Regions from separate parts of the Mus musculus genome. Here region 1 is linked to region 2. Evidence: chromatin loops called from intact Hi-C (ENCODE). Cell type or tissue: heart. All regions are shown on one strand. Each heading gives the region's core, and the rest is flanking DNA. Links, peaks and the distances in the headings are about the cores only.

Region 1 (2,923 bases), core at 273-2,772, 110 kb before region 2:
TTAAGAGGAAGGATCAGGCTTATGAGAACTTAGCCCAAACTTCTGCTTCCTGACAATTGAAGTCGATGGTTATGGAATAGAGAATGCAGTAGGCTCACACGTGGTAAGTTACAGAACAATGTATCTACTGAAAGAATTTATGGCATCTCAGCCTTCTCTTTTTCCCCTCCTTCCCCTCCTCCTCCTCTTCCTCCTCCTCCTCCTTCTCTCCTCTTCCTTCTCTTCTCCCTCCTCTTTCCTCCATCTTCTGTGGTTCAAGACATTATATTAGGGTTACTTACATCAGCCTTGGTTGTAGACCATGCTGATCTTGAATTCACTAAGACCCTCCTGCCTCTGCCTCCAGAATGGGGGATTAAAGGTGTGCATTCCCACCCCCAGTTATGCTCCATGTTTTAAAGATGGTGAACTAAAAGCTATCCAACCTCATTTTGCTAATTGAGTGTATGCTTAATTGAAAAAAAATATTAAAAACTAGGTGGCCCGTCCACATTTTGGCCAAAGGACAATCCGAAGAACCACAAAGGGGTCAGAAGTAAGTATTTATAGGTGATTTTAACAACTAAACACCTCAAAGGCAAGGGGAACCTTGTTGTGTGATTAAAACAGAACAAACACAGTCGCCTCCAGGTTGCAAGCTGGGGACCACAGGACATGAGGAACAAGCAAAATGATTAGGAGTTCAAAGTCCCCCCCCCACACACACAGCTTCCCTATGCCCTAAGAAAGACAAGAATACACATCCTTGAGTTTCTATCGTCCATTCAGAAACATTAAGAATTGGCTCCCGAAACCCTTTACAAAGACCTTAGCTTTAATAGGTTACAGGCAATAGCAACTACCTTGCTACTAAATTATATAACTAGATGTTTTGGGTTGAAACCAGAAATTTAAATAACAGGTAATGGTTTTCCTGGTAGAATATTGAGAGACATTGGTTCTGCTAGAGAGGGGCAGGCATTGGGGCTATTCAGGGTGGTAAAACCCCAGGACAGAGAATGTCCATGAATAAGGAATCCAAGGGCTGACATTTAATGTTCAAAAAGTATTTCAGAGTGACTGGTCACCTGTGGCCTGGATTATTCAACACATAATAGAACCGAGGGCAGAGATGGCTTTTGTCTCAGGAGTAATTCAAGAAACAGCTGTTCTCTTTGTTTTTTGAAGAATGGGTTCCAAGACGGGAGCACGTGCAACCAAAGGATGGTTACAGACAATCAACTGGGATCCGGAGAGAAAACATTGCAACTATGATTTATTTTTGCTCAGTAATGACAGAAGGAAGTGAAGTTTATTGGATGTGTAGGATAATCAGCACCCTGCCTTGACCTGTTTTCTGTCCTGAAGAGTGTGGAAGATTTCCAGAAATGGGGAGTGGAGTCCCACAAGATAGAAGGGAGCAGGAACCGGGCCACTGTTCCCACCCTTTTGTTTGCTTTCAGATTTCTGCAATGAGACACAGAGCCCAAGCAGGAAATTTACAGCGTATACTTGTTTAGATTGAATGAATGCCTACTGAATAGATACATACCTTGAGGAAAGACCCAAACAGAAGAACAATAAGAAGCAAGGGTGGCTATTTGCCTGCTTAGCTTTATGACAGAATCAGGCAGTGATTGAGTCAACTCTTTTACCAGCTAAGTAATAAAAAAATATTGTTTAAAATACAGACTTAAGTTCATCATTGATAAGTGGTGTCTGTGCCTGCTAGTGTGACACAAACTACTAGAGTCATTGGAGAGTCGGGAACCTCAATGGGGAAAAATTACCTCCAAATGGCTGGAGGCAAGTCAGTAGGACATTTTTCTTCGTTTGTGACTGATGGGGGAGGACCCAGACCATTGTGGATGGGGCCATGCCTGGGTTGGCCATTCTGAATTCTTTAAGAAGGCGGGCTGAGCAAGCTATGGTGAGCAAGCCAGTAATCAGCGCCCCTTTATGGTTTCTGAATTAGCCCCTACCTCCAAGTCTCAGCCTTGTTTCAGTTTCTGGTCCCCACGTCCTTCAATACTGAACAGTGATGTGGAAGTATAAGCCAACAAATGAACAAACAAAAACTCTTTTCCTCCCTACGTTGGTATGATGTTTTGACATAGCAATAATAACCCCAAGAAAGACAGTGCCCAAGTTTAAATGGTGTACTGTCCTTTTGCTACATACCCTTTTCAGGTATTATAGATATTTCATTTTCTAGCTAGAGCAAGTAAGCCACACTGGAGGAAACCAAAGCCATTTATTCTCCCATAGCTCTGAGGCTGAAAGCCCGAGATCAAGATATCAGCACTCCTGCTTGCTCCTTTCAAAGAGTCTTCCTGGCTTATAGATCGCCACCTTCACTGTCTTACCCCCAATAATTACACTCGGAGTTGCTGAGAACTTCAACATGAATAGAGGGTAGGAACTGTATTAATCAGGGTTCTCTGGAGTCACAGAACTTACAGCGTGTCTCTATATATTAAGGGAATTTATTGGAATGACTTACACTCTGCAGTCTAACTAATCCAACAATGGGCAGCTGTGAATGGGAAGTTCAAGAATCTAGTAGTTTCTCAATCCTACGAGGCTGGGTATTTCAGCTAGCCTTCTGCATAAGCCGGAATCCTGTAGAAGTAGGTTCCAACAGATGTGCTGGCAAGTAAGTGCAAGCAGATGAAGAAGCAAGCCTTCCTTCTGTCATTGTCTTTTTTTTTTTAATATTTTTTATTAGGTATTTTCCTCATTTACATTTCCAATGCTTTCCCAAAAGTCCCCCATACCCTCCCCCCCACTCCCCTACCCACCCACTCCCACTTCTTGGCCCTGGCGTTCCCCTGTACTGGGGCATATAAAGTTTGCATGACCAATGGGCCTCTCTTTCCAGTGATGGCCCTGTCACTGTCTTTATGTAGAAGATATGGCCCAGATTAAACGCATGGGATTAAGT
Region 2 (2,923 bases), core at 191-2,690:
GCCTTAGGAAGCGGAACCTAAGCCTTCGATATGCTAGGCAAGAACTCTCCCACTGAACTGCATTCTAAGCTTGGTATTGGCTCATTTTTTTTTTAAAACAACTGAGTAAATCCCCACTCTATGTATCAGAATTTATCTATTCACTGATGAGGGACTGCATCTAAGCTTTGTTCCACTGAGTGTGGAACATTCATACTCAGGTTCCTGCATGAACACACGTTTTCAACTCCATTTACTGAGCACCAAAGAGTGACTGGTGTATCATACAGTTTGTGTTTTGCACGAAGCTGCCAAACTGTCTTCTACCATGATGGTACTATTTTGTATTGTCCCAACAATAAATGAGTTCTTGTGGTCCACACTTTTGTAGCAATTTATAGTTGTCAGTGTGTTGGGGTTTGGCCATTCTCACTGTTGCTTCAATTTTCATTACATTGGCGTCAGTAAATACACGGCATGTGTGGAGATTAATATTTACAAATGCTGCAATGAGGAATGGAGAATCCAGTTAGCAGAGTGCTAGCCTTGGCAAGCATGAGAACTTGAGTTCAGCTTCCTGGCACCCACGTATAAAGCTGGGTAAATAGATTGTGACTGTGATCAGAGTGCCAGGAACCAGCGACTAGGATGGGAAGAGGAAGGGACCTGGAACTTTTGGGTTCCAAATCATGGAGCCCCAAGATTGGTGAGAGATCTTGTTTCAAAAGTATGGCGTAAAACAGAGGTTCTTGACCTATGGATTGCAACCCCCTTTAGAGTCTAATGACCCTTTCATGGGGGTCACATATCAGATACCCTGCATGTCACATATATACATTATGATTCATAAGAGTAGCAAAATTACAATGTCCATCTCTAGCCTCCGTGGGTATACACACACACACACACACACACACACACACACACACAAACACACACACACACACACACACACATACACACACACAAACTGCCATAGTCATTAGGCATTGAAATTGCATTGTTATTTCTATGTAGAAACAAAGACCTGAATATTCATAGAATGATAAGTATTATTGTAGCCCTAAATCATTCCGTTCTTCTTTAATCGAAAAGCAAAACAAACAAACAAAACCAAAGCAGAAATCCTTGAGATGAACTCAGTACTGAGATAGTAACATGTCAAAAAGAAGGGACTAATGAGATTAGTGAGGATTGTTTTAGTTGAGTAATTAATAAGAAGGAGTGGGGGAAAAAAGCCTATCTTCAGTCGTAGCACTCAGGGCTGGTTCTTTGATCCAGAAATGGATGGGAGTAAGTAAAAAGGGATGTTCCCTCGGTAGCTTGATGATTTTGGCAACAGTCCAACCAGTGTTGCAAGAAAGGAAGCGGCCTCAAGATGAAAATCTCTTACAGGCTGGCATCTGCCCAAAGCTGAGATGTTGACAGAGAAGTGCAGGCACACCCCAAAACATCCTGATTAACTCGCAGGTGTTGTGCAAAACCCAGTGGGAAGAGGAAGACCATACTGCACCCTAGGCTGACTCTGCTGGTGGCCCTACTGGTGTGAAGAGTGCTCGATAGGCTAGAAACCCTAGGATGGTTCGGTGTTTCTGTTGTAGACTGGAGCCTTTCTCAGAGACGCATAATCTTGTTGATCTAGAAAGGATTTCGCAGAACAACTTTCCCAGTGGAATTTAGTTGTCCAGAAATTCCCTTCAAAAAATATCTCATAACACTACGCTGTATTCGGGTAGAAGGTATGTTAGCAGTAGAAGTAACTTCATGAGTTCAGTTTCAACAAATTCACTCATCACAAAGCCGATAAACCGAACGAACCAATGCTGTAATCAGAAGACGTGAAATGAGACCCGCTGGGACATGATTTGTATGGAGTATTTATCATCTTATTTGTTTTTGTATTATTTTCGTCTCTTTATACATCATGAAACAAATTGTGATCAGCATGAGATGTATTTGCGAATGGGAGGTCTCAGCAATCACCTTGTTGTCTTGTGGGTACCCTGGCTGTAGGAGAAATCTTCCTCCTGAGATCAACTGAAACCTGAGTCAAGTTGGAAATGCCAAGTCAATGCACCCAGCACTAGCTAGCATAAAGCTCTGCTGAGGTTTTGTTTATTAAACATTATGATAGTATTGTGATAGCATGCTAGCGAAAAAGTATTATTTAAAAGGTTAAAATGGCAGCCTTGGCTACCACGTTGTGTTTAAACCTCAGCTTGTTTAAATCTCATCTGGAAAGCTCTCCCATGGAACCTTAGAGAACGCTGCAGGCCGTTGGAGGAGCTGTGGTCATTATTTCTCAAGAACTAGAGTGGGCAATCCGACAAAACAAACAAGCTCAGTGCTGTTAAAGAAAATGATTTACGTTCCTTTCAGGACATGTCACAATGAGGACTGCACTATGGACTTCTCGAGCGCTTTTCTGTTTGATTTTCACGCAGAACGAATGGAACACAATGTGTAATGTTCACTAATTGCCAGTTTTATTCTGTTAGCATCTTCCTTAGGATGTGCCTAGGGGCCCAGCGATCTATTTTATTCATATGTCTTTCACCAGTTAGGTTTAAAGTCCCTTCCTAAAGTGGCCAAGCTCCTGTGTTTTCCTATTGCTGTGAGCATTAAGTAGGGAATTAATTTGCACACAGTAGGGAACTGGTTACTTACTGATTCTGCATTTAAGCTGTCTGTGAACTTATTCTCAAGCAAGCATTTACTATTGTAATGTGTGTGGTGTGGGGTATTATGCTAATGAATATTGTCAGTACATAGACTGACTCATCTATAATTTTGTGTAAAATATCATAAAACCATTTTTTATGGACTATTAACTAAAGGAGCAGGTGTTGAGTATTCACTGTTGTTCGTGTTCAGCGCTGATTCTTTAGAAGGTTGGCCTTTTGGGCAGTTAGTATACAGAAATATAAGAAACAACCTTATCAGA

What was found. Hi-C counts contacts between places; a loop is a spot of excess contacts. Peaks named below come from ENCODE experiments on the same cell type or tissue, not always from the same donor. Only the 100,000 strongest peaks of a DNase experiment are listed, where the experiment ranks them.
Region 1: it touches region 2 in a loop (2.0-fold over the local background); 2 of 42 quality-filtered maps call a loop at or near these places.

Annotation. Positions count from the first base shown.
Region 1 is chr10:99,332,786-99,335,708 of GRCm38, forward strand. No RefSeq gene overlaps it. Among named protein-coding and RNA genes, the nearest start is that of Gm34921, 63 kb to the left of the region's middle. In heart, for the core only: no CTCF peak of the experiment used is centred there; a DNase peak (open chromatin) is centred at 1,246.
Region 2 is chr10:99,439,844-99,442,766 of GRCm38, forward strand. No RefSeq gene overlaps it. Among named protein-coding and RNA genes, the nearest start is that of Gm34983, 18 kb to the right of the region's middle. In heart, for the core only: a CTCF peak has its summit at 1,505; a DNase peak (open chromatin) is centred at 1,308.